3 separate regions of the Homo sapiens genome follow, and all the other regions are linked to region 1. The links are chromatin loops, found by intact Hi-C in ENCODE. Cell type or tissue: GM12878. All regions are shown on one strand. Each heading gives the region's core, and the rest is flanking DNA. Links, peaks and the distances in the headings are about the cores only. Region 1 overlaps TMEM252-DT (TMEM252 divergent transcript). Region 2 overlaps PIP5K1B (phosphatidylinositol-4-phosphate 5-kinase type 1 beta). Region 3 overlaps TMEM252-DT (TMEM252 divergent transcript).

Region 1 (10,770 bases), core at 1,012-9,011:
ACATATATTTCTACTACATTACCATCTATGTTGAAGGTCCTTTAACAGAGACATAAGAAAGAAAAGTATTGACTGGGCACGGTGGCTCATACCTGTAATCCCAGCAATTTGGGAGGCCGAGGCAGGTGGATTACCTGAGGTCAGGAGTTTGAGACCAGCCTGACCAACATGGTGAAACTCCATCTCTACTAAAAATACAAAAAAAAAAAATAGCGAAGCGTGGTGGTGGGTGCCTGTAATCCCAGCTACTAGGGAGGCTAACGCAGGAGAATCGCTTGAATCCAGGAGGTGGAGGTTGCGGTGAGCTGAGATTGCACCACTGTACTCTAGCCTGGGCGACAGAGTGAGACTCTATCTCAAAAAAAAAAAAGGATTATTTGAACATTATCACTTCATGTAGGCAAACTTACAAAATTTCTACCAAATAGTCCTACATATTTGAATTAAACACTCTGAATGAAGGTGATTCTGTTTTTAATGTTTACTCCTTCCCCTGGGCCAGTAGGTGATGAGTATCTCTCTGTTCATGAGTGACTGGGGACAGAGCTATCACGTTATTCTGAGTTTTTGAATTTTCATTTATATGTCCATGCCTTCTCTTCGTCATCATGCAGGAGATTTACTGACATAAAAATTATTTTGTAGACTCTTTATTACTGCTGCCGATGTGCCTGCTCCTCACAGAGATATCTAACATTGATCTCTTCTTCCTGCCTCTTCCATGATCACCTTCTCAAGCTGCCTGAGGACCTCCAGGGTCCTAGTTCCTCTTTGGTCACCTCCTTATTAGTGAGGCCTGGGGTTCTCTCGTCCACTTGCATGCTAGGTTCATGACCTTACTGATGACATTTTTCTCTCTCTCATATTACACTTGTAATGCACTGGGTATTCCATTTCTTTAGAAGTTCTGACTCTGGCAACAGACTCAGTCCTGCTGTCTCAGGCATGAGAGGGTCTATTGCCCTAACCCCAGTGTGATGGTTAGTTTTATGTGTCAACTTGACTAGGCTAAGGGATGCCCAGATAGCTGGTAAACATTATTTCTGGGTTTGTCTGTCATGGTGTTGTTTCTGGAAGAGATTAGCATTTGAATCATAAACTGAGTAGAGAAGACCTACCCTCATCAATGTGGGCAATACCATCTAATCTATCCAGGGCCCAAACAGAACAAAAAGGTGAGAGAAGGGAAAATTCACACTCTTGAAATGTGAAGGTATGATTTACTGAGGAAATGCTTCCTGGAGACAGGGACATTCATCTCCTGCCCTTGGACATCAGAGCTCCAGGTTCTTAAGCCTTCAGCCTCAGAGACTTCTATGAGCAGCCCCTCAGCTTCTCAGGTCTTTGGACTCAGGCCGAATTATACCGCTGGCTGTCCTGGGTCTCTCATTTGCAGATGGCATATCATGGACTTCTCAGCTTTCATAATCACATGAGCCACTTTCCATAACGAATATTTTCTTGCATCTCTTTATTTTGTAATTTTTTATTTTTTGAGACAGGATCCCACTCTGTCACCCAGGCTGGAGTGCAGTGGCACAATCTCAGCTCACAGCAACCTCTGCCTCCCAGGCTCAAGCGATTGTCCCATCTCAGCCTCTCAAGTAGCTGGGACCACAGTCATGCACCACCATCTGTGGCTAATTTTTTGTAAAGATAGGGTTTCTCCATGTTGCTCAGGATGGTTTTGAACTCCTGGTCTCAAGTGATCTGCCCACCTTGGCCTCCCAAAGTGCTGGGATTACAAGCATGAGCCACCACACCCGGCCCATATCTCTTTATATATATCCCGTTGGTTTTGTTTCTCTGGAGAATTCTGACTGATACACCCAGCGGCCTAAATAAGGAAAAATTAGCTTTCTAGGTGAGCAATGTTTCTTTACCAAAATGTAGTCAATAGAACATTGGGCAATTGGGATGTAAATACACATAATATAAAACAAAAAAGTAATGCCCTATGTGTTAAAATTAGATTTTTGGGGCCAGCCATGGTAGCTGCCTGTAATCCTAGCACTTTAGGAGGCCAAGGCAGGCGGATTATTTGAGGTCAGGAGTTTGATACTAGCCTGGCCAATATGGCAAAATCCTGTCTGTACTAAAAAATACAAAAATTAGCCGGGCATAGTGGCATGCACCTGAAATTCCAGCTACTCAGGAGGCTGAGGCATGAGAATCACTTGAGCCCAGGAGGTGGAGGTTGTGGTGAGCTGAGATCACACCACTGCACTCCAGCCTGGGTGACAGAGCAAGACTCTGTATCAGGAAAAAAAAAAAAAAAATCAGATTTTTCTATATAAAGGAAGTTTTGGGGGTCTTCATTCATGAATTCACTTTTTGATGAGAGCTTTGGGAGACACCATTGAAACCTTCCCAGATCCCACTCCCCCTTGGTTCTCTGTGCCCACACCCCAGCTTCTGTGGGCTCTGAAGCTAACTACTTGCAGCTTTGCCCTCTTTCAGAGATTTGACTGTGGCTACTGAAGCTACTTTGTCCATTTAGAGAGTTGAAGTGCCTGGGAGTTTATGACCCACCCTAGGGTCCCTGGTCTCTGCCACCAATGATGGACGGATGTTGTGGGAGGGGACATTCAAAATGCCAGCTAAGGCCGGGTACAGTGGCTCATGCCTGTATTCCCAGCATTTTGGGAGGTCAAGGCAGGTAAATCACATGAGGTCAGGAGTTCGAGACCAGCCTGGCCAACACGGTGAAACCCCGTCTCTACAAAAATACAAAAATTAGTTGGACATGATGGCGGGTGCCTATAATCCCAGCTACCCAGGAGGCTGAGGTGGGACAATTGCTTGAACCCGGGAGGTGGAGGTTGCAGTGAGCCGAGATCAGGCCACTGCACTCCAGCCTGGACAACAGAGCGAGACTGCATGTCAAAAAACAAATAAACAACAACAACAAAAAAAACCAGCTATGCCTCAGTGTGCCCCATGGGATCAGGCTGAGACTGGGACTTTCTCCTGGCATTGCTCAATTGCTTGGCTTCTTCCTCTACTCCACCCTGCCTCCCCACTCCCTTAGCAGTTTCTCCAGGAAGCACTTCCTTAATAAATCATATGCACCCACATTTTTGGTTAAGTGTCTGCTCCTAAGAAAACCCCATCTAAGACAAGCACCTTCTATGCACCAGGCACTGTGATTGTGTTCCAGTAGAAGAGGCCACTATGAACAAATTAACCAATATGATTAATGTATTTTAAAATGCTACTGGGCATCACGTTTCTCTAATGAAACATATGGTGTGTCAGCCAGGAGATGGCATACTCACTTTGGGTAATTCGAGAATAGTTTTGTAAAAATATTGTTTATAAAGGTATGGGCAGGATATAGGGAAATCACAAAGAGGAGTGCAACGCCCCAGCACTAGCACCAGCAGGGTACCAGAAACCCCTCCAGAGAGAAGTCAGCCTGACTGAAGTTACAGCCTTTGATCAAGAGATGGAACCAGAACAAGGTGACCTGGCAGGGGGTCCAGGGAGAAGAAGGGCAGAGTATGGGTCTGCGCTGGTTAACAAGCTTTTCAGCACATATGGTGTGTAATTGCCAAAAGTTACCTGAATATAGAAAATAATTTTTATAGACCACCTACTGACAACTCATGGAACACTGGTGTTTTGTAGGATTCCATTTAACACTACAGGAGAGCCCTGTCTGAAGATGATTTCCTTAAGGAACAAAACATCTCAATCTGAGAACTTTTTCTGTTACAAATATCCCCCATCCCACTGTCTCTGCCCAAGTAACAGCCTATTTCCATGCAACAAAGCCAGCACCACATTAAAATAGGACCACTCTTGATCTCCCTTGTGTATGGACTCTCAAAAAGTCAAACTCACAGAAGCGTAGAGTAGAATGGTGGTTGCCAGAGGTCAAGAATAGTTGAGAGGGGTACAAAGTTTCAGTTAGACTGGAGGAATAGGTTATGGAGATCTATTATACAGCATGGTGACTATAATTAATAACAATGCATTGCATACTTGAAAATGGCTAAGAGAATAGATTTTAAATATTCTCACCACAAAAAAATAGCTATGTGGGGGTGATGAATATGTTAAACCACTTATTTAATTATACCACAATATATACATACATTAAGACATCATGTTGTATACTGTAAAGGTATGCAATTTTTATTTGCCAAAAGTAAATAAATAGCTTATTAGGAAAAAAAACATGACCATTCTATCTAACTCCCACTGCCCTGTCCTGGATCACCCGCCGCGATCTCCAGGTGCCGCATTACCACTTCTCACCTTGACATTTGCACCCTTGGTTACAGACATACACAACCTTGACTCTGGTTGAGATTCTCCTCCACTTATGCTGTCCTGGGCAATATCCGCTTAGCATTCTGTTTATCCACACCTGCAGAACTTTTTTTCTGAAACCTCAGTCCTATGTAGCACACGGCCCTCCCCACCACCAGGGGACAGCGCTTCCAGCCCAGGGAGCAGAAACCAGGCCAAGGAGGCAAAGATGAAATCAGGCAGGGGACGGTGGCTCACGCCTGTAATCCCAGCACTTTGGGAGGCCTAGGCGGGCGGATCACATGAGGCCAGGAGTTTGAGACCAACCTGGCCAACATAGGAAACCTTGTCTCTACTAAAAATACAAAAATTAGCTGGGCGTGGTGGTGCACGCCTGTAATCCCAGCTACCCCGGAGGCACAGGCAGGAGAATCGTTTGAGCCCAGGAGGCGGAGGTGGTAGTGAGCCAAGATCGCACCACCGCACTCCAGCCTGGGCAACAAGAGTGAGACTCCGTCTCAAAAAAAAAGAAAAGAAAGGAAAGAAAGGAAAGAAAGAAAGAAGGAAAGAAAGAAAGAAAGAAAGAAAGAAAGAAAGAAAGAAAGAAAGAAAGAAAGAAAGAAAGAAAGAAGGAAGGAAGAAGGAAGAAAGAAAGAAAGAAAGAAAGAAAGAAAGAAAGAAAGAAAGAAAGAAAGAAAGAAAGAAAGAAAGAAAGAAACCAGGGCTGCCTCCAAAGCTCCCCGCTCACAGGATCAGCTGCCCGTCCTAGAGAAATTTCTTTTTAACACTTTCATTCTTTTAACTCTTTCCCACTCACTGGATAAGGATTACATAGGCACTAAAAGGCATGCGTGTATTTAGAAAAGACATTTCGTATTTTGCAAAGGGGAGAGCATTTCCAGTATTGACGGGGGTCTGTTTATTCTGTTGATAAATTAGAATTATAGCAAGCTTTGTTACCTCACTTCTGATCCCACAGCAGGTTAGAAGGAAGGAAGAGGTCAGGAGTGGTGTTAGAGACTGGCAGCAAGACAATGAGGGAAAAGGTGAAAATGGAAACAGAAATGAAAACCCAGAAAGCATTGCAGGCTGCAGGGAGTTCGCATGCAGGCTTCATAGTGGAAAAAAAAGTAGAACTGTGATCAGATCTCAGCAGCTTCTGAGCATTTACAGCTGTTTTTCATGGGGCCGGAGCCAATTTTTTAAAAGGAAAAATCTGAATCTCTGAGAAAATGGTTAATGTCGGTCATTGTACTCCAAGCAGGCAGCAAAGAATGCAATGCATTTTTAAAAGACATACAGCCCTAAAAGAATGAATGAGAATTGACTCGATTCTGCTTTTAGGGAATCTTTGAGGGAGAGGAGGTAATTCGTCTTTAGCATCTTTCACGCAGGCCCCGCTGGTCTTTGCCGGTCTACAAAGACCTCCTCCTGCCCTCCACAAGAGGGCGCCAGAATTCCTAGGACAGGACCCGGTCTGTGGTCAAGAGACCCGATGAAACTCGACATGACCACTAGAGGGGGGCAGTGAGGTCCTTAAACTGCATTCTGAGATTCCAATTTGTATTTGTTTATGTCATTTTAAAGATGCTTTCATCTAAGAGACATGCTTTGTCCTGTGTGCATGATGCCAGTGAAAAATGTGCTCTTCAAACCATGGGAGCACACTTCAGTTCAGCATTTCCATCGCATCAGGGCTGGTCTGACGTAAGCAGGTGACTTTGGCGGGAGGTGGGGGGATTGGGGGGCAGGGAGGGGGTGCCAGGTACTCTTTACCCAGCAGAAAAGGCATTTTGTTCTGCTCAGTCTATCCACAACAGTTTGCAGGAAACATTAAACCTATTAAAGTGTGCCTTGTTTCAAGAATGCATGTAGGTCACGAACAACTGCTAAAGATCGATCCTTGCCACTTCTTTTTGAGGGAATTGGAGTTAATACAGAATATCCAAAGATAACAGGAGGAATCAAGTCGGGGTTGATGTGCCCCCACCCCCCACCCCCAAGCAAATGAATCATCTCTCTTCCGAAGGAACCGTTCCATCCAATAGCACCACCTAAAGACCCTTTTGGAAGACTGCGGTATGCTCCACTGGAGTGCTCTGAAAATAGCCCTGTAGTGATTAACGTAAGGACAAGAATGATTCTGCTGGGATTTGTTTTTCAAGCACCCTGTTTTTGTGGCCAAGAACACATTCCTTGAATGGATACACTTCAGGTTGTTATATAGACAGTAGTGGGGGATTGGAGAAGGTTTAAGATGTACTTCAACATGGAATAATAAGCGATCATTTTTCAGGGGTCCCCAACCCTCGGGCTGCAGACCGGTATGGGTCCGTGGCCTTTTAGGAACAGAGCTACACACAGGAGATGAGTGGTGGGCGAGCGAGCGAAGCTTCATCTGTATTTACAGCCGCTCCCCATTGCTGGCATTGCCACCTGAGCTCCACCTCCTGTTATATCAGTAGTGATGTTAGATTCTCATAGAAGTGCAAACCCCATTGTGAACTGCGCATGCAAGGGATCTCGGTTGCGTGCTCTTTATGAGAATCTAACTAATGCCTGATGATCTGTCACTGTCTCCCGTCACCCACCCCCCCACCCCCGCCCCACCGCCGATGACACGGTCTAGTTGCAGGAAAACAAGCTCAGGGCTCCCACGAATTCTAAATTATGGTGAGTCGTATAATTATTTCATTATATTTTACAATGTAATAATAAGAGAAACAAAGTGTGCAATAAATGTAATGCACTTGAATCATTCCAAAACCATCCCCCACATCATCCCTGGAGAAATTGTCTTCTATGAAACCAGTCCCTGGTGCCAAAAATGTTGGGGACCACTCCTTTAAATGATGCTGAGGAGTACATTGACATAGATGGACAGTCGCAATATGTTGCTAAGTTTAAAAAAATAGGTTCTAAAACAGCATGACCCCATTTGTGTAATATATGTGTGTATACATACATTTTTAAAAGTCTGACAGATATATCCTAAAATGATTATTCCTGGATGGTACAATTATAAGTAATATTAAATATTTCTCATTTTTCCCTCCATTTGGTTTATCTGTATTTTCACATTTTATCTACCCAACCATGTATTACATGTGTAATTTTTTTTTAAGTTTGCCAACACATGCACTTTATATCTTTTTTTGGTATTAAAAAAGACCCAGTCTTGGAACTTTTTTACACTATTATCATACACTAAAAGAATTTTTACCATTCCACGTTAATAAGATAAACACAAATTCCTTCAATATATTATTCTCCCATTTTATATATGTATATACAGACTTATTAAATAAGCATTTATTAGCACTTTAAAGAGTTATTTTTAAGGAAGAGATAGAGTGATTCATCTTTTTGATTGCTCGCTTTCATCTAAGCCAAAATGATACATCTATAGAAACATTATGGGTGAGAATCAGAGTACACTCCTTTTGTTACTACATATATATAGTGTATATATAGTAACAAAACATATACTATATGTATGTATGTATACTATACTATGTACTATACATATACTGTATATTTACATATGTTTCTTAACCTTACTTTTACTAATAAAATTTCTTAAAGGGAAACCTTTGAAAGAATCATACTTGACTTCAATCATAACCTAAAGATGTTCTTTCAGGAAATTCTGGGATGATGTATGGGTTGTCGTGAAAATGATTCTGAAGCCAATTTTAGCAGCACTGAATCTCTTGTTTTTCTGTAATCAGTAAGAGGAATGCAGCGATTCTTGAGCTTCTCAGCCTGTTCTTTGTCTCACCTGTGACACTAAAATAGTCCATTTTTCTAAGTGCTCCAGCCTTCCCAAACTCAATTATTAACAGATTAAATTTCTATGAATGTTTAAAAACAGTTGAGGTAGATAAGAGTTGTGATTCTCTGCCATTTTCCAAATAATAAATGTATATTCACTGCTGCGTTAGTAAGAAACTATTCTGTATTCATAGGCCCTTCAAACTTTTAAGGAAATTTAGATTTATCTAAAGCTTAGGGTGTATAGTCAGAAAACTTTTTTTTTAATACTTTAAGTTCTGGGATACATGTGCAGAACGTGCAGGTTTGTTACATAGGTATATACATGTCATGGTGGTTTTCTGGACACATCAACCTGTCATCTACATTAGGTATTTCTCCTAATGCTATCCCTCCCCTAGCCCCCCACCGCCTGACAGGCCCCAGTGTGTGATGTTCCCTTCCCTGTGGGAAGGATGTGGCCATGTGTTCTGATTGTTCAGCTCCCATTTATGAGTGAGAACATGCAGTGTTTGGTTTTCTGTTCCTATGTTAGTTTCCTGAGAATGATGGTTTCCAGCTTCATCCATGTCCCTGCAAAGGACATGAACTCATCCTTTTTTATGGCTGCATAGTATTCCATGGTATATATGTGCCACATTTTCTTTATCCAGTCTATCATGAATGGGCATTTGGGTCGGTTTCAAGTCTTTGTTATTGTGAATAGTGCTGCAATAAACATACGTGTGCATGTGTCTTTATAATAGAATGATTCATACTCCTTTGGGTATGTACCCAGTAATGGGATTGCTGGGTCAAATGGTATTTCCAGTTCTAGATCCTTGAAGAATAGCCTCACTGTCTTCCACAATGGTTGAACTAATTTACACTCCCACCAACAGTGTAAAAGCATTCCTATTTCTCCACATCCTCTCCAGCATCTGTTGTTTCCTGACTTTTTAGTGATCACCATTATAACTGGTGTGAGATGGTATCTCATTGTGGTTTTGACTTGCATTTCTCTAATGACCAGTGATGATGAGCTTTTTTTCATATATTTGTTGGCCATATAAATGTCTTCTTTTGAGAAGTGTCTGTTCATATCCTTTGCCCACTTTTTGATGGGGTTGTTTGTTTGTTTTCTTGTAAATTTGTTTAAATTCTTTGTAGATTCTGGATATTAGCCCTTTGTCAGATGGATAGATTACAAAAATTTTCTTCCATTCTGTAGGTTGCCTGTTCACTCTGATGATAGATTTTTTTTTTTTTCTGTGCAAAAGCTCTTTAGTTTAATTAGATCCCATTTGTCAATTTTGGCTTTTGTTGCTATTGCTTTTGGTGTTTTAGTCATGAAGTCTTTGCTTATGCCTATGTCCTGAATGGTATTGCCTAGGTTTTCTTCTAGGGTTTTCATGGTTTTAGGTCTTACATTTAAGTCTTTAATCCATCTTGAGTTAATTTTTGTATGAGGTGTAAGGAAGTGGTCCAGTTTCAGTTTTCTGCATATGGGTAGCCAGTTTTCCCAACACCATGTATTGAATATGGAATCCTTTCCCCATTGCTTATTTTTGTCAGGTCTGTCAAAGATCAGATAGTTGTAGATGTGTGGCATTATTTCTGAGGCCTCTGTTCTGTTCCATTTGTCTATATCTCTGTTTTAGTACCAGTACCATGCTGTTTTGGTTACTGTAGCCTTGTAGTATAGTTTGAAGTCAGGCAGCATGATACCTCCAGCTTTGTTCTTTTTGCTTAGAATTGTCTTGGCTATACGGGCTCTTTTTTGGTTCCATTTGAAATTTAAAGTAGTTTTTTCAAATTCTGTGAAGAAAGTCAATGGTAGCTTGATGGGGTTAGCATTGAATCTATAAATTACTTTGGGCAGTATGGCCATTTTCACTATATTGACGCTTCTTATCCATGAGCATGGAATGTTTTTCCATCTGTTTGTGTCCTCTCTTGTTTGCCTGAGCAGTGGTTTGTAGTTCTCCTTGAAGAGGTCCTTCACATCCCTAGTAAGTTGTATTCCTAGGTATTTTATTCTCTTTGTAGCAATTGTGAATGGGAGTTCACTCGTGATTTGGCTCTCTGTCTATTATTGGTGTATAGGAATGCTTGTAATTTTTGCACATAGATTTTGTATCCTGAGACTTTGCTGAAGTTGCTTATCAGCTTAAGGAGATTTTGGGCTGAGACAATGAGTTTTTCTAAATATACAGTCATGTCATCTGCAAACAGAGACAACTTGACTTCCTCTCTTTCTATCTGAATACCTTTATCTCTTTCTCTTGCCTGATTGCCTTGGCCAGAACTTTCAATACTATGTTGAATAGGAGTGAGAAAGGACAACCTTTTCTTGTGCCAGTTTTCAAAGGGAATGCTTCCAGCTTTTGCCCATTCAGTATGATATTGGCTGTGGGTTTGTCATAAATAGCTCTTATTATTTTGAGATACATTCCATCAATACCTAGTTTATTGAGAGTTTTTAACATGAAGGGGTGTTGAATTTTATCGAAGGCCTTTTCTGCATCTATTGAGATATTCATGTGGTTTTTGTCATTGGTTCTGTTTATGTGATGGATTACACTTATTGATTTGAGTATGTGGAACCAGCCTTGTATCCCAGGGATGAAGCTGACTTCATCATGGTAGATAAGCTTTTTGATGTGCTGCTGGATTCGGTTTGCCAGTATTTTATTGAAGATTTTCATATCGATGTTCATCAGGGAAATTGGCCTGAAATTTTCTTTGTATGTTGTGTCT
Region 2 (10,770 bases), core at 1,909-9,908, 260 kb after region 1:
TAGCATCAACTCTTGGGGCTAGTGGGATAAAGAGTGAAAATGTTCGGGTGCCTCAAGTAAACAGGACCTAAAAGTATTGAAAGTATTTCACGGCCCGGCACAGTGGCACATGCCTGTAATCCCAGCACGTTGGGAGGCCAAGGCGGGCAGATCACCTGAGGTCAGGAGTTTGAGACTAGCCTGACCAACATGGTGAAACCCCGTCTCTACTAAAAATACAAAAATTAGCCGGGCATGGTGGCGCATGCCTGTAATCCCAGCTACTTGGGAGGCTGAGGCAGGAGAATCGCTTGAACCCAGGAGGCGGAGGTTGTAGTGAACTGAGATCGCGCCATTGCACTCCAGCCTGGGCAACAGGAATGAAACTCCATCTCAAAAAAAAAAAAAAGAAAATATTTCACACTTGCTATATGTATTAGTTTCTTATTGCTGCAGTCGCAAATTACTGCAAACTTAGGGACTTAAAAACATTTATTATGTTATAGTTCTGTAGAACAGACATTTAGTATTCTTCTGGCTGGGCTAAAATCAAGGTGTCAGTGTGGCTGTGTTCCTTATGGAGGCTCTAGGAGAGAAGCCTTTTCCACAGGGGCCACTTACATTTCTTGGCTCATGGCCGCTTCCTTCACCTTTAAAGCCAACAATGGCAGATTGAGTCCCTCTTACATTATGTCTCACTCACCCGCTCCTTTGCCTCTTCTTTTTTTAACTCTTAACAACCCATATTATTACATTAGGCCCACCTGGACAGTCTAGGACAATCTCCCTAACTCAAGATCAGCTGTTCATCAACCTTGATCGTATTTGCAACCTTGTAAAGTAACATTATATTTTGCCTTCTAAGGTTACATATTTGCTGGCTCTAGAGGTTAGGATGTGGACATCTTTGGGAGACATTGTTCTGTCTGCCACCATATAATTTCACAATGTCCTCCTCTGTGCATCTGCAGCTCTTTGTTATGCCTTTGTCATTACTGTCAGTCTGTCTGGTACTCTCAGTAGATACCAACTGTGATCCTGAGGTGTAGACATCACTGTCTCAGGTCTGTATTTCCTTCTCCTCTTCTCTTTCCCTTTTCTACTTCACTCCTTCCATAAAATCGATGTGCTCAATAAATGTACCTTCAATACCTAAGTCTCCCTGTAATCAACTTACATAAATAAGAAATCACTTTCTGGGACATAAACATGAACCTGGCTTCAAATGCAACACGTTGTGACTGAAAAGCAAATGTGGCTCAGGTTACTACTGTTAACATGAAGCAATTCATGTTTGAACAGAATTTTCAAAATCAAATTTTGAACTCACTGCTGGAGACGATGTGGCCCCCTTCATTTCCTGGATTATTATGCATCTCCCACAGAACCATTTGCTATATTATTTCTTTGGTGTTTACAGAAGCAGATCATGTTTATGAAGCATGTCCAGAAGAAGGAAATGATATATGGAAAATCTCTACGTGGGGTATAGAGTCAAGTGATCCCTAGGTTACAGTTGAGAGCTATAAATAGGCCAGTGACTTCATGTGTACCATGGGACTGGTATTTTCCATCTTTCGTCCCACAGTTTGGATAAACTTAGATGGATTTTTTAATAGTTCTTTGAAAATGGAACATTAGCTATCCACAGAGATTTAACTTGGGACAAAAAAAAGGAATAAAAGTCATCATTTCTGATGACAGGATTAGACAGACCTTTTTTCTTGAAAGTAATTGAATATTCTGTGTGTTTTTTGCAGTTTCTGTTGAATTGAGAATAGTGACCATCATTTGAGGTGGAAATAGCAGAAATGATTAATTTAGAAAGAAGAAGGATTGTAGGGTGGGTGGAAGTGGCATTTTCTGCATTGTATTCTTAGAAACTTAGACTGTTAGAGTTGGAAGTGCTCTGATAAAACCGTTCTTTAACATACGAGAAAACAGAGGCCCAAATACCTTAAGTCCCTTGTCCAAGAGTATGCTGAGTGCAGAAAGCCACACTGTGGCTCAGGTCCTGGGCCCTGGCCCTCAGCGTTTCTCAGCCCACTGCACTCATCTCCAGCACTTCTGATGGACTCACTGGGGTGACACCATCAAACCATGTGCCCCAAAGATGCCTTCATGTTGGTTTCCACTTGGGCATTTCTCATGCTTGGATGGCTAATATACTCCCTGCCTGGTTTACTCTTGAGAACCCGGCTTTCATCTGCTGTGGGACACAGTAGCCTTTGCGTGAGTGCCTACGTGCACATGTGTCCATGGAGGCAGGGAGGGTGGACAGGCAGGGAGGGTGGACAGTGGTACACACACTGCACCAGCAGCACTTTTAAAGACAAGGATCATGACAAAAGCAACAGCAAGTGCACTTTCTTTTCCAAATTACCCAAGGTTGTTTTTTAAAAATAGTAATATCACTTCAAGTGTTTTGCACTTGGCTTGGTGAAACAAAATGTGAGTTAAAACTGTGGAGTATTAAAGCATTATTCTTGACACACCTACAATATGAGACACTCCATTGATGTGGATAGCATATATGCAGACAACAAGCATTGATGTTGTACTTCCACCTATAGATAGAAGGGGGATGTACCTTGGTATGGGAGTTTTGCACTTAGACAAAGTCTTAGTTCTCAACCAGAGCTGATTTTGCTCACCACCCCTCCAGAGGGCATTTATTACTGTCTGCAGGTATTTTTGGTTTTTATGTCTGGAGGAAGTGGTGCTACAGGCACCATTTGTAAAGACCGGGGATGCTGCTGAACATCCTACAATGGACAGCTCCACACATCAAAGAAGTCTCGAATCCAAAATGTCAATAGTGCCAAAGTTGAGAAATCCTGGCCTACAGGAATTTATGACTTATCTGATACTGGGCTTTGAAGGCTATATAGACAGTTGATTAATTTAGAAACAGCTTGGCTTGTGGAATAAACATACCTGGTATAGTCTGTGAACTGAAGTGAGCCAAGGTGGTCCCAGTATTGCTTCCACACTTGCTGTCTCAGATCTCTGTTCTCAGTGACCAGAGTTAAAAACCAGCTTCCCTCTGCCCTTCACGTCTGTGGGTCCTATGGTTGAGGATTTTTATGTATTGTTTTTCTTTGGGGTCCTGATAAAGCTTAGATAACCAAACATAGAATTTTTAAAGGTGATTGTGAATACAAAGAACTAAGGAGTGCCTTACCCTGATCCATTCTTTACACAAGCAGCCCCAGTCAGGGAACCCTATGCCAGGGGAGGAATTGGGCCTCAGCATGGACAAGTCTTGGCAAAGACCGCTATGGCAGCAGTGTCTGAAAAAGGAAAAGAGTCCAAGGAGGGAGGAAATGACTAGGAGGCTGCTAGAGCCTTCCCTCAGCGCCATGTTCTACTCACAGACCAATGTAGTAAAAATGATTTGTATTTCCTTGTTCCTTTTTAAATTTTTGAAAAAAAATTTCCATATTTGGGGGTTTTCCCCATTGCCAGGTGGTTACATTCCAAAGAAATTATATCATGGGATACAGACACAAGTATTTCCAATCATGCTTATTGTGTAGGGCTGATGGCAAGGTGATTCCCCTCCATGGCCACACATCATAACCAGGCAAGCCCGTTAAGTATCAGCAACTGGAAGTCCAGCATCAGGACCACCCATCCCTCTGTCAGGCAGCCCCGGTTGGTGGTGGTAAATGGAGGAGACTGAGGCCTCTTTCACTCACTTAAATTCGGAGAGTGAGCCACTCTACTCCTGTTGGGAAAACCTATTTCCTTACCCAACGAGACTGTAGAAAATTCCCCTCAGCCATATACCATGCCAGGTTTCTTTTACAAGCCAACCTGTTTCCAAGCAACCCTTCTTGTAACCTTCTGGAGCCAAGTATCTGATATTCGTACTGGGAGAAAGATGAACGGATTCTGCACAGACACGGGCCCTGCCAACATGGGCCTGGGAAGAGGGGAAGCTGGATGTGTGGCTCAGGAGACAGGCAGAGGTTGTTAGAGGAAGCACAGAATACTGGAGGTGAAGATAAAGTCAGTAGTTGGCCAGGCCTTTTGTGCAACGGACTCAAGAAACATGTAAGAGAACAAAACATTTTTAGACTGATAACTGATTACTTGTGTACATCTTGAAAGTTGGCTGCTGCAGGGCCTAAACAAGAGAGAGGCCTTACAGTAGGGGTTATGTGTCCATAGGCTCATGGAAGCTTGGCATTGAGATGATCTTCATTCATTCAATATCATCTACTCAGTCATTCAGCCAACACTGAGTTAAGCTCTGAGCAAGGCATTGTAGTTAGATGGCAGATAGGTTAGCGTTGTTGGAAAGAGTGTGGGGTCAGAGGTCTGGGCTGCAGAAACCCACCACAGTTTCCTCTAATCATGCCTGGGAAGGGGGAACCAAGGGGGAAGGAAGCAGCCCTCTATTGAGCAATCAACTATGCATCGGGCACTTCCACTTGTGTTGTAGCAGCAGGAGCCAATAATCGTGCATTTGGGACTGGGCCACTAGAAGACTGGCTTGTTGGGATCAAGTCAAGGGGTTCTTGGAAACCTGCTGAGAACAGGCCCATCACCTGACAGCCCAGAAAGATGTCCGAGTCTGGTGGCCAGATCCAATGGGGGAGATCCAGTGGGGGAGATCCAATGGGGGAGATCTAATGGGGGAGAGCCAAAGGTGTTTGTTGGTAGCTCTGACACCAACTTTTATGACCTGGGCAACAACCAAAACAATTTAATAACGCTCTCTCAGAGTTCAAGAGAAAAGGACTAAACAGAAATAAGCAGCAGCCCAGCCTCTACCCAGCTGGTACTCCTGGAAATTGCACATGGGTGAAGCAAGGCTGCTTCCTCCTGCTCCACTTGTGAGAAAAATGACTGCCTGTTCTCCTTTCTCAGTATCGGTCTCTAAGAGTTGTAATCCAAAGAAGGCAAAATACAATTACTTTCTGTTGCATTTTTAGAGCAGCAACTGTAAGTGGGAGGGAAAAAAAAACAGACATCTAGAAAATGGTGGAATGAAATATGTTAAATCATACAAAACAAGTGGCTTCCAGTGACCACCTATACTGAAAAATAAATGAAATCAGAAAGTCGTATATCGTGTAGAATTTTAGAGGAGGAAGAAATTTTGGCAATTCTCTAAGCCAGCTGCCTTCATTTTCTAGAGGAGGAAAGTGAGCCCCCGTGCTATAATGAAGCTGTCTCAGAGTCTCACAGCCCCCTGGTGGCAGAAGGAGCCTGAAACTGATTGTGCTGCGTGTTGGTGATCCCAAATGTCTGTCCATGTTTGTAAATTAATATGGTGGGGCTTATGAAATCAGGACCACAGTCATTGTCTGTGAATACTTCTCTTTTTCTACCTTTGGTCAAAAAGTTGGTTGGTAGAAGAAGAGCTAGAAGCCTAGAGCCAGAGCCGTGGAGCCGTGGGGGTTCTCTTTCATCCTATCTGCAGCTTGGGTAGCCAGCTGGGTTTTGGAGGAGAGTGCATCTCTTCCGAAGACCTTAGTTGCTTTCCTTGCGGAAGGGCTGATCCTGGCCTCCGGGAACAGGAGAAACATAGTAATTTTAAAGGTTATGAGGAAAGGAGGATAGGGATCCCGAAGGCCAGGGAGGAAAAGCCAGTGAGTTTGGAGCGTGGGAGCTGCAGGCAGGTGGGAGAAGCTGAAGGCCTAACGTGGCTGTTTTATTTGTTTAAATGTACAGGGCTCAGAAATAGAGGATTTTGGAAACTGTATTCCACTGTTCTAAAAGAGAAAGTGTGTAGGGGGGAAAATAGCATCTTGACTACAATGTAATCCTAGATCTTGAAACGTGAGGTTACATGGACAAAAAATGCTTAATCCCAACTTGAAAGTATGCATAATATTCAAAATTATCCCCCACCTTCAGTGCTTTACCCAGGTTATGGAGATTCTTGAAAAACATGTAAATGAACTTTGTGTATGTTAGTCTATGTACACATTTAGGAAGAGTTCCATTTAATAGTCTTTTTGTAAAACATGATCTAGGATTTATCTTTCATATGTACAATCCATCTGAATTTAAGTTTCCTCATCTGTGGGGGTAATATACGGGTTATGGTGAGAAATAAATGTTGCAAATAACTTAATCTTACACAAAATAAGCACTTAACACAATAAAATATATGTGTATTAAAATATCTCAATGGAAGTCATTGCATTAGAGTCTTCAAATACTCAAAACCAGTCTTTTTCTACCCAGGAAACACCTACATTCTAAATTTTAAAGCCCCTTTAGGTAAATACTGATATTAATGTTTCAGATTGTTTTGTTTAAAATTCTCTTGGCATTGTTCTTCTGTGGTTTTCCAGAAATATGGCCAGAACTACAAAGCACATGGTACTGTAAACAATTGCTATGCCAGTCATTTAAAATAACTCAATTATTAAAGGAGGGATGTCTTCACCCCCACTCTTTCAGAAAAGACAGCTTGGCCTCTAAATTCTTATGAATTTAGAGAGAAGCCATTTTCCTCATCCCTTCTTGATGTCATTCCTTAGTCCTTACATCTGCTGGATCTATTCTATAAGGAGTGTTTAGGGCTGGCATATGGAAAAATGATTTGAGATTGGTAAACAGCAAGTCACAGCAAGTGATGCCTCTCACTGTCAGTCTATAAAATCACTGCATCGTCAATTTGAAAGTGTTTTTGTTCTATGTATGATTCCATCTCATTTAGCAACAGTTACCCTGCCCCTTTCTTCCTTCTAAACCTTGGATCCCTGAGCTTTGCTTTTCTATTTCGTAAATGTTATTTATTCCTCTAACATAGATAATGACATCTGTGATATAATACATGTATGTATAATTCCCTATCATCAACCCTTACAGCTTACTATGAAAATTAAGAGGAGGAAGAATTAAACTGGTAGAGATTTGAAAGGAAGAGAAAAACTATTTTGATTTCTTCTAGGCCTGTTTCACTACCATTTATTATAGTCCTCATTATGTCTTTTATATATCAAGAAAAAAACTGCAGGACCAAAATTGAGGCACAAGTGGGAAAAAACATCCAGTGATCCCTACCCCAATAAGAAGCTTCATTTTTATTTTTTTCTTTTTGTTTGGGTAAATGGATAGCAATTAAGTCCTCCTGTCTTATGAAGTCAGAGATTTATCTCTTGAATTAATTAACTGCAGAATAGTGACGAGTGGCCCAGTGAACACTATCAGAGCACTGAGAGATGCTGGTTTATTTCCCCTCCTTAGCTAAATACATTCTTCTTTTTAAAACTGAAGAGGTCAGTTGGTGGGATGAAAAAGAAAGGTTTGCAGTCTCTTGGGATAGGCGGTAAAAGATAACAACCAGATCTTGTATGCCACTGATATTTCCAGAGTATATTAAGTTTCCATGCTGGTTTCCACCTTTTTAAGGGAGTTATAATCATCCCCTCTCATTCCCTAAATCAGCAACAACAGCAGTGGTTTTGTGTGTGTGTGTGTGTGTGTGTGTGTGTGTGTGTGTGTGTGTGTGTGTGTAGGTGGGGATAACATTAGGCCAGAAGGGATGGATGAGAGGGTGGAGGTTGCTGAGGGTTTCTTTGAGGGGAGGTTGGTTGTCCTAATCTTGTTTTACTTAAAGCTGGTAAACAGCCTAGATTCTAATTCCTATTCTAAAGATTCCCAATGTTATAGTGAAACCTTTCCACTTTGGCCCCATATAGGACACCTTTTCAATTAGTGCCCATGTGTCTGTGCACCTGACATGGCAGAGGGCTGTGATATGCCCCTGGAGAACTCTGTAGAGCAGAGGTTTGACTTTGGCCCTGACCCATCTCCACACCTATGGGCAAAGAGTTAACCATGGATTTGCCAGTCAAAGGAGAATGCAAATTAAAAGAGTAGAAGCTGGCTTGGTATTGCTTGGAAACAGGCCCATGTAGCCAATAAACAAGCAGTTGGAGTAGCCACATATTTTAGCTGGGCCTGTGCTAAACTGAAACACAAAACTACAAAGCTGCTATTTCTGTAATTCTATGTGGGGTTATGACATCAGGTATGACAGTTATGAGCATGGACTCAGGGTTAACAGATCTAGGTTCAAGGGCCAGCTTTGCCACCTCCTCACTGTGTAGCCTTGGATAAGCTGATTTGTCTTTCTGGGCCAGTTTCATCTTATGTAAATCAAGAGTAAGTAATTTTGTACAAGGCTTGGACTACAGTAAGTACTCAGGAAAGGCCAGCTAGCTAATAGAATGGTGAAAAGAGCCATGAACATATTCCATTCATTCCCCATCAAAAGAAGAGTGAGTGGAGTTATGGCAAGAAAGGTACTACCGTAATGTGAAAAGATTCCACCTAAAGATACCTGATCATTTCTTACTTCAGGGAAGCCCATCTTACAGGTCCTTTCTGGCCCTACAGTGTAAGACTTTAAAAGACATAGGTAGGCAGGCACAATTGCAGTTTCTCCATATCTTTCTGCCTAGGTGTGTTTCTCAACCCCCACTTCACCCACAAGCTGCTGTTACATGTTCCTCCAAGAGTCCAGCATCCCAGTGAGCCAATTAGGGAACACACTCCTTATTTGTTATTGCAAAAGTATATATTTAATTGTGAATATGGGTGTAAATTCTTCTAAAGGACTATTTTAAATTTTAAATGAAAAAGGCTAGAGAAGTGTAAAATTTTATTATAAAAAGGAATAAACAAGAACCTTATTTGGTAGATGATAAAGAATAGCTATAGTTTCTGCCCTGTGAGAGCATACAATTTTAATAATCAAAACTCTTAAGAGAAGGCATGGAAATTTTATTGTTTTAGAGCTTCCATGGGGACTATTTTACAAATGCAGTTTAACTTTAATTGCTGTAAAATAATTGAACATGACTATTAGTGTATAACCATAAAAAAATGAAAATTATAAAGTTAAGAGCAAATAATACAATTAATACACAAAAAGAGAATCTGTCTCACTAGTGATCAGGAAAATGGAGACTAAAACAACAAGACTGGCAAAAGTTAACAATATTGATGATACTGGTATTGGTAGGAGTATGAGGATAGAATCATTCTTACACAGCACTCTGTTGGTGAGTATGTAAATTGATGAAATCCGTAGAAGACATCTTGGCAGTACCTACCAAAAGTATAAATGTGCATTTTTTTAACTCATCAGTTCTTCTAGGAATCAAAGCTGAAGAAATATTCAAGAAATAAATGTATAGGAGTATATGAACAAGGATATTCATCACCACATTATTTTCTATTAAAGAGAGAGAACAAGAACCCTAGTGTCTATCAATAAGAGAGTAGTTAAAACAATTGTGGTACATACAAGCTATGAAAATCTATGTAACCATTACAAATAATGAGATCTGTATAGATGGAAGCATAGTATTTGGGGGAAAAAAAAGCAAGCTGAAACAAAGTATGAATAGTACAGTCTCATTTTAATTTTATTTTTATTTTTGAGATAGGGTCTCCCTCTGTCAACCCAGGCTGAAGTGCAGCGGTACGATCTCAGCTCACTGCAACCTCCGCCTCCCAGGCTTAAGTAATCCTCCTGCCTCAGCCTCCCCAGGCAAGAGCCACCATACCCAGCTAATTTTTGCATTTTTTGTAAAGACAGGGTTTCACCACATTGCCCAGGCTGGTCTTGAACTCCTGAGCTCAAGCAATCCACCCACCTCGGCCTCCCAAAGTGCTGGGATTAAAGGCATGCGCCACCACGCCCAGCCTCATTTTTATCTGTAATGCGTGTATACAGACATGTATTTTTCAGTGTGTAGAGAAAAAAGCCCCAAACACACACTAAACAGTTGACAGTAGTTAACCCTCAAGAATAAGTGTGAGAAGGGCACATTGGTGTTTTACTTTCTGTAGTTAAGAGTTTTTTTTTAACTTTTTCTCAATGAGCATGGGCTACAATTTACCTTTCTAAATTGAGCAATGGTATCTTTATGGATATTTATCTTTCAGTCTGATATATTTTTGAGCCTATATTGTTTTTCAGGTAAAAAGCATTTGGTTATAGGTCCATAGGGTATATGCGCTTGGAATATAGATCAAAACAAGAACCAGAATGACCATGGCTTAAGCTAAGTTGAAGTTTATTTCTCACACGCATGAAGTGCAGAGGTCATTTACTTGCCTCTGCAGGGTATTCAGGGGCCTAGGTTTCTATCTTGTTTTTCTACCATTCTCAATGTATAGCTAACAAAAGCGATTAAAGAAGCCTACTTCATCTCTGTCCATCACATCTGTACACAGCACACCCCTTCCTGGTGAGGACGTGACCTAGGAGTCGGACACATCATTTCCTGTCCCAGCTCAATAGCCAGAAAATAGTAATGTGATGATACCTACCTAAAAGAGAACCAGGCAAAATACCCAGTTGAAATCCATTACTATATCACAAGGTTTCCGAACCTCAGCACTATTGACATTTGGGCTAGATAATTGTTTGTTGAGGGGGGCTGTTCTGTGCATTGTAGGATGTTTAGCACATCCCTGGCCTCTGTCCAATCAGTGCTAGGAGCACTGCCCAGGTGTGACAACCCAAATTGTCTCCAGACACAGCCAGATGTCCCTGAGGGTAAAGTCAAGCCTCTTGAAGAACAACTGCTAAGTAAGAAGAGAATAGATGCTGCAGACAACCAGTAACATCCGCTATAAGCATTGTGTTATTTCCCCCAAAACAGTGCTTAGCACTGAACTAATATATAACCTTTCAAATAACAAGTCCTCTACCAGGAAATCAAACATGCTAAGATTGTGTCAAATTTTATTTTGGTTGATTCTAGGATGAAAAGTCAATCCTGTCTTATTTTAATCTATTGAATCTAA
Region 3 (10,770 bases), core at 876-8,875, 61 kb after region 1:
AGAAAAGCAATTGTTCAAATACCGGGGGAACAACAAACATCTTATAATTAAAAGGCTCAACTGGGTATATTTCCAGAGACAGCTGAGCTGCTATCAAGTTATTTTAAAGGTATTTTATGCTAAGTACATAGTTCACAGTAGAGATAGACACGTCTACTCATGCTAATTTCTATGCAGTGGGGCAGGGGAGAGGAATTAAGAGTTAAAGCAATGGAAAGGAGTGTGCTTCTGGGCCTGAGAAATCCCAGGTGGGAGGTGACTCTGGAAGTCAAGGCCATCATTGCTCTCTCCTACCTGAATCAAAGGAATGAGTAAATTGGAGACAAATTGATAGAGTTCCAAGTAATGAACCCGAAAGAGTTTCATTGCTTTATATTCCATTACGAGGAGAGTGTAGGGTTGAGTATGCTGACCTGCAGTGAAACTGTGTTTTATTTTTTCCAACAGAGGCCCCATTTCAACACAGGCAACATTTCCTTTTTTCTGAGGCTGCTTTGGGGAAAGCAGAAGGGAAAACAAGCAGGCAGATTGGACGTTACTGAGCTGAAATCATCTGGGCTCAGAAGCATCTTGTGAGATAGCAGACGGACTCTATGAGCCCTTGTGTCCAACTTTGGCACAGGGGGCTTAGGGGGTCCCACTCTTTGGGAAATGACTTTGGTCCACACTAATGTGCTCTATTAAAGGAGCTCCAGGAATCCTTTGAATAGGATTCTAGCAGTTTCTAGCAGTTGCTGGTCCTATCGGAAGTATCGTAACACTAAAATGCAGCTCCCCTAGCCACTGCATTTAGGGTAAGAGTACCACATGTAGCAACCAGGGGCATCTTGTTCAAAGCCTCCTGTTCCAAATTTAACTTGTGTTTTTGGTGAACTTGGTTGTGGGTGGAGTTGACACCTGCCAAGAAGGTCCCAGGTTGATCCTATTAATAGGCATGACTGTAGCTAAGGAAGTTACAGTGCTAAGTTGCACTTGGTTGAACTATAGCTTTGAATGTGATGATCCTCCTCGCCTGAATGAAAAGAAAAGAGAACCACCTGCAATTAGATTCTACAGAAGCATGTGCTGAAATACATACAGGAAACTTTGCAGGCTCAACAATGACAAGCTGAAAGTATTAGGAAGATGATAAGGTACACATCCTAATAATAGTATAGTGAACATTTCCTGCCTCCTTACTCTGTGCCAGGTAGTATACTCAAGACCATAGCTGTATTATGTCACAGTCCTTGCATCACTCTGTGTGGTATTTACTAAGGTCTTCCTTTCATAGTTGAGGTACCTGAAGCACTGAGGGGTCAGATGCCTGCCTAGGTCACACAACCAGAAAGTGCAGAGGCAGGACGTGAACACAGACCAGGTTCCAATGTCTCCACTCTTTCTATCAAACTGCCACTCTTAGTCTCTAATGTAAGCTTCATTGAACCAACACACAAAGCACCTGCTGGGTGTGGGGCAATGTATAAAATCCCTGGGGGCACAGAAAAGAAGTATAAACTTGATTGTGCTTGCAATATATTTCCAAAAAACCAATGAACTATTTGTGTGGTAAGTAATTGGATTAGAATAAGGGTCATCTCCCAAAGAAAATAGAAATCCTTCCCAGGGTGGAGACCACATCTGTTTTCCTATCCAGAGAGCTTTGCTCAAAGGCCTATACCTCCCAGGCTCTGGACAAACATCTCTTGATGCTGACGGGAGGGACATGGTGTCATAGAACAAATCAGGTCTTACGGCTGAAGGTCCTGAGTACTGGTCCCAGCACTACCCCAAATTTGTCCAGTGCCTTTGGCAAGTTAACTTACCTCTCTAGGGGTCAATTTCCATGTCTACAGAAAAGAAATAATAAAAATAAAAGTTAATGTATGCCCTAGCCTACCTCACAAAGTTTAGTGGCGATGAAATGCAGTAACTATACAAACATGCTATGGCTGGGTGTGGTGGCTCATGTCTGTAATCCCAGCATTTTGGGAGACCACGGCGGGTGGATCACTTGAGATCAGGAGTTCAAGACCAGCCTGGTCAACAGGGTGAAACCCCATCTCTAGTAAAAATACAAAAAAAAAAAAAATAGTCAGGTGTGGGGTGCACGCCTATAATTCCACCTACTCAGGAGGCTGAGGCAGGAGAATTGCTTGAACGCGGGAGGCGGAGGTTGCAGTGAGCCAAGATTGCATCACTGCACTGCAGCCTGGGTGACAGGGTGAGACTCCATCTTAAAACAAAACAAAACAAAAACCCAAAATGTGCTATGCAACACTATAAGGAATTTCTTTATGAGCTTTATTCCTTGAGAGTGCTGCAGAAAATCACCGGAGTGGATATCCCTGAGAGCTAAGCGCTTGGGTATGACTTCATGAATGAGGGGGACAACTGAAGCTATAGAGTCTTGTGGATTCTAGAATCCTTAAACTGGCCAATTCTCATTTTATGTTTGAAAGCCTGGAGTGGGATGTGAAGGATGTGATACAGAGTTGTCTCCAGCTTTGGGTTCCAGGATCTCCTTGTTTGGTGAAAGGAGCCTTGACATTTTTCCTTCCTGTAAACTTTGCCATCTTCCTTCTCTGCTTGGCAATTCATGCCTAACAAGTGACATTTCCTAGGGGCAAGATAGCATAACTGTCAAGAATAGGGAATTCCTATTATTAATTTTTTTGGTTTACTTGTAACCACCCAGTGGGTTCACCTTGCCTGCTGCCTAGACAAAGCCAATTTATCAAGGCAGGGGAATTGCAATACAGAAAGAGTAATTCACGCACAGATGGCTGTGCGGTAGATGGGAGTTTTATTATTACTCAAATCGGTCTCCCTGAGCATTCTGGGATCAGAGTTTTTAAGGACAACTTGGTGGGTAGGGGGAGGCCTGTGAGCCAGGAGTGCTGATTGGTCAGAGATGAAAGCAAGGGAGTCAAAGCTGTCTTCTTGTACTGAGTCAGTTCCTGGGTGGGGGCCACAAGATCAGATGAGCCAGTTTATCGATCTGGGTGGTGCCAGATGATCCATTAAGTGCAGGGGCTGCAAAATATCTCAAGCACTAATCTTAGGAGAAGTTTAGGGAGGGTCAGAATTTTATAGCCTCCAGCTGCATGACTTCTAAATCATAATTTTTAACCTTGTGGCTAATTTCTCAGTCCTACAAAGGCAGTCTAGTCCCCAGGCAAAAAGGAGGTTTGTTTTGGGAAAGGGCTGTCATCATCTTTGTTTTAAACTATAAACTGTTTCTCCCAAAGTTAGTTCGGCCTATGCCCAGGAATGAACAAGGACAGCTTGGAGGTTAGAAGCGAGATGGAGTTGGTTAGGTCAGATCTCTTTCACCGTCTCAGTTACAATTTTGCAATGGCTGTTCAATCATTCTAAATCTCAGTTTCCTCAGCAGAAAATAAAGAGATGATAATAGTACCAACCTTATAGGATTACTGTAAATTCTATAAGGTAATTATAGAATTCTATAAGGTAATTATAGAGAGGTAATTCCTATAAGGAGCTTAGCCCAATGGCTGGAAAATATATGTAGGCCATTGTTAATATGCATATATAGTTATAATTACGGTGTAGTTCTGTTTTTCTTCTACCAACCCTATCTTCAAATATACTTGCTGTCAGTTAAAGTTCAATATCTTATAAAGAGATTTTAAGGCTTGGGAAAGATTAGTGAAATCAAGAAACTGGGAGTTGCTAAAAAGTTAGTTATAAGGCAAGAAGCCAGAAACATCACCCTCCCTGGATTCAGGCTGTTCCCCAATAATCTAAAGTGAGAAACATAAATAGGGCAAAGATAATCTACTTCATAAGATTATGAATAAATGACATGCAAGGATTTTTTTTATTCTATAGCTCCTGTCACAGCATTGAGAAAGCAAACTTTTCATGAGGCAGTCACTGTCATTTGCTCTTTATTGCCTTAAATTTCCAGGCCGTGGAACCCCAAAGTCAACCCCCAAGCATCCCCAGAAGAAAAGTACACTTTGAATAATTACAGTCCTTTAACTTTCCTGATTCAACCTTCAAAGGCCACGAATTGCTTCTAACGAAGAAGCTGAAGTGAAAGAAGAAGGAACGTCAACAAAAATGTCTGTTTGTGTTATCTCTTTACTTTCACGGTTTATAGGTTTGGGGGAAAGTTTTTATTTTCGGTGGAATAGAAGAAGGGAAGAAGAGAGACTAAAAAGCATTTCTTAGATTTCCAGAAGCAGTAATGGAAAATCCCGACCCTAGAGTCTTGCTTTCTTCCTAGAAATAGAATGCTCCTGAAGTTCCCAGGAGAGCCCTTGGCAGACAGATGTCAATCATTCCATCCCTTGTTTTGCTGGGTGGAGTCACTGGAGCTTAAAGAAGGGGAAGTAAACTCAAGCACACATCCTGGTGACCTCTAGCCACGGGTCAAATTTCACTGATGTCAATTAAAAATGACCAAAGACCCGCCCCTGTGAAAACCCTGTGGGCAGCCATTTTGTCTCAGGGAAACTGCCCAGATCTGATGTAAAGTATTTCCGGACGTCTCTTCGTTGTATATGGCATTTCCCTGAAATAAGCAACTCTCTGAAAAATATCATAGCGCAGATCAAAATGAAGTACTCTGTGGTGAAGTAGAAGTACACAGTCAACAAAGAAACTTGCCCTCAGGCTGCACAGTAAAACGTTGGAAATCCCAGAGCAGCAACTTGGAAATCCCACCTGCTACATATTTGCCTGAGTACTTTAAGGTTCTATGGACAATTGTCTCTCTGCGTAGATTAACCTTAAATAAACTTGTTGCGTTTTGAGGTGGTATTTCTTGTTTCATTTCTCTTGCTTTTCTCCCCTATTTTATAATAAGTTTCATTCACACTGTGATACTTTAAGAAGAGATAACCTTCTACTAAGGGATGTTGCTGTGATAACCTCCAAGCCACAAACACAGGTTTTAATCTTACCTCAGGGAAGTCCTGCCTCCCTTGCAGACTAGTTTATGTCTGAGTGGATTTGCCTATCAGCGTCTTTTCTGATGAGGCATGTAGCCCAGCACGGCAGCAAAGAATCCTGCAGTAGGCAGATAAAGCTTTCTAAAAATGTTTTAATTTTACTTTAAATTGACAAATAATAATTGTATATACTTATGTGGTACAATGTGATGTTTCAATACATGCATACATTGTGGAATGATCAAATCAGGCTAATTAACCATACACATTACCTTACATACTCATTTTTTTGTGATGAGAACATTTAAAATCTAGTCTTTCAGCAATTTTGAAATATACAATCCATTATTGTTCTAGTCACTACACTGTGCAATAGATCACCAGAACTTATGCCTCAGATAAAGCTTTGAATCCTGTGAATCCTGTTACCACAGAATAGCAAGTGACCTCAGACCAGTTACTTAACCCCTCTAAAGCTCAATTTCCTCATCTCTACTATTGAGACTATAATAGCATCTACTTCACAGGGATGTTGGAAGGATTACGTGCTCTCAAGAAGGCTTAGTAAATCCTAACTCCTACTACATTATTTTATTGAGGTCTCATCGAATTAGATACCCGAGAGAGAGAAAATGAAAGGGAAGTGCTTAACATTTGTGACAACCTTAACGTGATCTGCACATTTCCTAAAAATTATACACTTGTATGACTTCATTTCCCCCAAGATAGTATATTAGTACTTTGGAAAGTGTGAGATGAAAAATTGTTATCCTGAACTGCAATATCCTACTTTCTGACTTCAAATCCTTATCTCTCCTGCACTTCTCACTATACCATCGCTTAGACCTCATTAGGGTCACCTCACGGCCTGTGCTTATCCTCCCACCTTTCCCATATCCTCCCACCTTTCCAGAAACTTTCCATGTATCAGTTACCCCTTCTCTCCTCTCAGCTGGGTCCTTCCCACAAGTAATGAAGCCCTAGGTCACTCTAGGCCTTTCCATATTACAAAATAATATGGAAAGGGCCATGTTTTCCCTCTTGCCACTTCTGTATCTCTCTCTTTTCCTTCAGAGCCAGTCTTTTAACAAATTATGTACTCACTGCTGCCATTTTTTCAAATCTGCCTCACTCTTTAGCACATTACAATCTGGTTTCTAGCCCAAATATTCCACCAAGTCGCCCTCACAAAGATCTCTAGTGGTCTCCATGTTGCTAAATCCAAAAAACTTTTTCAGTCTTTATCTCATTGACCCTCTTGCTGACAATGGGCACAATCCCTCTTGCTTGGACTTTGTTGCCTCTGATACTACATCTTGGTTTTCCTTCCAAGTCTCTGACTGCTCCTGTTTTGTCTCCATTTCTGCCTCTTTCTCCTCTACCTTCCATTAAATATTGAAGTTCCCCAAGTCTCAGTCCTAGACCCTCTTCTCACTTTGTATACTCCACTCTATCCTGACAATCATTATCAATCATGATTTCAGTTATGTGATACCAGCTTACATCTCCAGCCCAGACCACACCTCCATGTTCCAGACCCAGAAGCCCGATTATTTGTTTACCACATCTCCATTTGGAAGGCATTCCTCTTCAATTTGCTTAAGACCAAGTTCATGATCTTCCTCAGCAAAACTGCTCCTTTTCCTTTGTTCTCTGTCTCAATGATTGATACCATTATCCATCCAGCATATATCATTCTTGATGCCCTCTTCTCCCTCACTCACCATACTTAATTCATCACTAGGACCTATCTCTTTCATTTCTTAAATGTCTCTCAAAACAATCTTGATTCCAATATTTCCATAGTCATCACCATAGGATAGTCACTGTAGCATCAATCTAAGCTGCCATCATCTCTTTATTCTCCTGAGTTTTCTCTCCATTCACTCTGCTTTCCCAGCCCCAATTCCTTTCTCCACATTGCAGCCAGTCCCACCATGTCCTTCCTTAAAACTTGCCAATAACTTCCTATGGATCACAGGAAAATGATCAAAATTTTTAACACTGTGTTGCAAAGACAGCCTTTCCACAATATCTGTTTTCTCCTTCTACCTCCCAAAAATCTTCTGTTATTGGGACAGCAATATATCTCAGACACAAATAAACAAAAAGATAATTCCTAACTTCCTTTACAGAGAGGAATAAATAACCTGTGCGGTATAAGCAGAAGTTGTTAAACAGAGTACCCAGGAAAGTCCTTTTATCCTTGCCCTTTGGGTTCTTCATGTTTGAAATATGGTTGTGATGACTGGCACTCCAGCCTCCATCTTGAGACCTTGAAGGAGGCTAGAACCAGAAATGGTAAGGCAGAAAGATAAAAGAGGCATGGGTCCCGATGACTTGGGAAACCATGCTACAAGACTTGATTTTCTACTTCTGGGCTGCTTCTACGCCAGAGAACAAAATCTTTACATATTATATTCACCAGTTGGATTTCTGGCACTGGGAGTTGCAGTCAGTTTCTAATTGATACACACAAGATTTGCAAGGCCCTACATAGTCTTGTCTCTGCTGTACCTCCCGAGCTGCTTCTTGCCCCATTGTCACCTGTATGCTCTTCAATACAGCCACATTGGCCTGATTTTAATTCGAATGCACCTTGCTGCATTTCTTTTTATGTTATTTATTTATTTATTTGAGATGGAATCTTGTTCTGTGGCCCAGGTGGGAGTGCAGTGGTGCGATCTCGGCCCACAGCAACCTCCACCTCCCGGGTTCAAGCAATTCTCCTGCCTCAGCCTCCCAAGTAGCTGGGATTACAGGCACCCATCACTACACCCAGCTAATTTTTGTATGTTTAGTCCAGACAGGGTTTCACCATGTTGATCAGACTGGTCTCAAACTCCTGAACTCAAGTGATCCACCCGCCTCACCATCCCACAGTGCTGGGATTACAGGCTTGAGCCAGCACACCTGGCCCCATGCTGCATTTCTGCACAGGGCCTTTATACACTCTTTTCTCAGTCTATAAATTTTCCTCTCCAACCCCTCATCCTCCAGCCTGACCTAACTTACCTCTACTCATCTTTCAGATTTCAGTTAGAGCAGGACTTTCTTAGGGAAGTCCTCCTGAGCCTCCCTCTTTTCCTCTTCACTCCCGTTTCCACCAATCTAGAATAGGTTCCTTTGTTCTGTGCTGTCATGGAACTATATTCTTTTGCTTCAGAATATTTTCCTTAGGTTTAGAAATTAGATATTTATTGATGTCATTATTTGATAAATATCTGCCTCCTTTATTAGATTTAAGCTTTATGAAAGCAAGGGCCATGTCTGTTTTTGTTCAACATTCTATTCCCAGCACTTCGCACAGTCCTTGGTATATATCCTATGCCCACTAAATAATAGTCAAATGGGCTGGGCACAGTGGCTCACACCTGTAATCCCAGCACTTTGGGAGGCCAAGGTGGGCAGATCACCTGAGGTCAGGAGTTCGAGACCAGCCTGGCCAACATGGTGAAACCCCCGTCTCTACTGAAAAAACAAAAATTAGCCGAGCATGGTGGTGCACGTCTGTAGTCCCAGCTACTCAGGAGGCTGAGGTGGGAGAATCACTTGAACCCAGGAGGTGCAGGTTGCAGTGAGCTGAGATCACGCCATTGCACTCCAGCCTGAGCGACAAAGCAAGACTATCTCAAAAAAAAAAAAAAGAAAAGCAAAAAAGAAAAAATAGTCAAATGAGTGAATAGGGACCTCAAGTCCCTTTTTTCATAACCTATATCAGGCCCTTTCATTCTCTCTTGCCTCACCCACTCTCCTACCAAAACTCCATAACTTTACACTAATGTTTGCATAACGTTTTATGGCTTAAAAACAACTTTATATAAATTATCCCATTTTCATATCTACAACAACTATATAAGGTATGTAAATAGTGACAAATCTTTTTCAAACAAGGATTTCAACATAAAATCAGTCCCTTGTAATCTGTTTAAGTAGTCACCAGAGTTTTTGACCTCATTCTCTCTCATTTAAATCTTGAGCCTCACTAGCAAATTACAGTTTTGAGAATTATCCAACTGATCCATAGCCATCCAAAATACATATTCCAACAAGCAATAAGGAAAGACCAGCTAGGAAAGAAATTCAACATCACCATTGCTTTGCCCCTCAGATATTGTATTCTGTATTCAATTTGATTCTCCTGACCTTAATCCCTTAGCAAAGTGGTTCTGAAATTTAAGCATGCATCAGAATCACCTGGAAGTCTTGTTAAAGCACAGATTGCTGGTCTCTGATTCAGGAGGCCTAGAGTTTCTGATTCAGAAGGTCTGGGATAGGGTCAAAGGATTTGCATTTCTAACAAGATCCCAGGTGATGTCAATGCTGTTGGTTCAGGCACACTTTGAGAACCTCTGTTTTATTGGCTCCTCAAGAAAAGAGAATCTGTTTCTTTAAGAACCTAGCAGTGGATAAATTTGCTGTTTGGCATTTTTAACAGCAGCCTGCAGAGCATGTCAACAAGGGTATAATTTCCAGCTTACCAAGGGCAACACAGTAGAGTTGTGACTATCCTGAGAGCCACTGAGCCACTGCATATTACCCTATGGGTAATGAGGAAGAGAAGTCATCTAACCTTAGTGGGTAAGCCCTGGTTGTTGTGTGGCCTGCCCAGACCTCTGAACCTGCCCATCTCTCAAGACTATGGATGATAGCAGCAGCTGTGTGTGCTGATGGGTAGCCTGCATTTCAGTTTCTGTCTCAGCAGCTCAAATAGCTCAGCCCAAAAAGCACTAGTCCTCGAAATACAAAGAGCATGAAGAAAGCAGGATGGCATCTCCAGCTCCACTTTATCCCTACTGATGATTTGGAAGGTGAGATGATTTCTTCTGTGATCGTAGCCATCCACCCTCCTGTGAAACCCTTTCCAATCATAAAATCTGCGTATCTCCCAGCTGTGTCCCACCAAGATGCTTGTGTTGTTTTACCTTTTCATCCTCATTTTCTTCCTAAAATGGCTTGGGGAAATTGTTTTATTCCTAAAATATGATTGTGCCTGTTTTCATAATTGATTTTGAAATCTGTTTTGGATGTAAGGTTAAGGGCCAAAATAAAGACTGGTAAGGTTTAACTATCATTTCATCCATTCAACAAATCTTTAGGATAGATAATAGAGAGACACAAAGAAAGAAAAATGTCCTCATTCTTTTTTTTTTTTTTTTTTTTTTAAACAGAGTTTTGCTCTTGTTGCCCAGGCTGGAGTGCAATGGCACAATCTCGACTCACCACAACTTCTGCCTCCCAGATTCAAGCAGTTCTCTTGCCTCAGCCTCCTGAATAGCTGGGATTACAGGTGCCTGCCACCATGCCTGGCTAATTTTGTATTTTTAGTAGAAACAGGGTTTTTCCATGTTGGTCAGGCTGGTCTCAAACTCCCAATCTCAGATGATCTGTCCCCTTCGGCCTCCCAAAGTGCTGGGATTACAGGCATGAGCCACCGCGCCCAGCTGAAAAATGTCCTCATCATTCTTGTTAAGGAAATTTTCTGAAGCCTCACTCTCCTCACCTAAAAACTGAAGGTAATTATAATAACCCCTATCTTTTGCAGTTACTGTTGTAGTTAAAGAAGGTAAAACTATTAAGTTTTTAGCAGAGTATCCAGTGCATTGTAAATACTCGATACAAGCTGGTTGTTACTAAATTAGGTAGAAAGATGATAATACTGGTGTTTCAATAGATAGGCAAAAAGTATTGTTTTATCACAGTTTTGAATAAGGAAGTTCTTACAGAGGAAAGTGTAAAATTTTATTACATTTCCCATTGCCAACATTACTATCCAAATATTTACTTACATTAATCACAGGCCTCTGCTTAAGGTGAATTGCGTATTGCCTATAAGCTAGTATAAGGTGTATTTTTACAGTAATTCTAT

What was found. Peaks named below come from ENCODE experiments on the same cell type or tissue, not always from the same donor. Only the 100,000 strongest peaks of a DNase experiment are listed, where the experiment ranks them.
Region 2: a loop joins it to region 1, with 6 times the contacts of the local background. A loop is called at or near these places in 35 of 110 quality-filtered maps.
Region 3: a loop joins it to region 1, with 2.3 times the contacts of the local background. A loop is called at or near these places in 8 of 110 quality-filtered maps.

What each region holds. Positions count from the first base shown.
Region 1 is chr9:68,578,894-68,589,663 of GRCh38, forward strand. All of the region lies in intron 2 of TMEM252-DT (TMEM252 divergent transcript), which reads left to right. Among named protein-coding and RNA genes, the nearest start is that of LINC01506, 38 kb to the left of the region's middle. RefSeq lists an enhancer at 5,761-5,850. In GM12878, for the core only: a CTCF peak has its summit at 5,740 (motif pointing right); a DNase peak (open chromatin) is centred at 5,768.
Region 2 is chr9:68,840,004-68,850,773 of GRCh38, forward strand. The region is part of intron 4 of PIP5K1B (phosphatidylinositol-4-phosphate 5-kinase type 1 beta); the gene reads left to right. Among named protein-coding and RNA genes, the nearest start is that of PABIR1, 65 kb to the left of the region's middle. RefSeq lists an enhancer at 7,814-7,993. In GM12878, for the core only: a CTCF peak has its summit at 5,185 (motif pointing left); DNase peaks (open chromatin) are centred at 4,888, 5,184 and 7,944; H3K4me3 peaks cover 362 bases; H3K27ac peaks cover 617 bases.
Region 3 is chr9:68,639,680-68,650,449 of GRCh38, forward strand. It overlaps TMEM252-DT (TMEM252 divergent transcript), which reads left to right. Exons shown (of 5, transcript NR_187592.1): 5 at 3,914-4,771. Among named protein-coding and RNA genes, the nearest start is that of PIP5K1B, 60 kb to the right of the region's middle. RefSeq lists an enhancer at 4,231-4,310. In GM12878, for the core only: no CTCF peak of the experiment used is centred there; DNase peaks (open chromatin) are centred at 992 and 4,472; H3K4me3 peaks cover 1,404 bases; H3K27ac peaks cover 3,143 bases.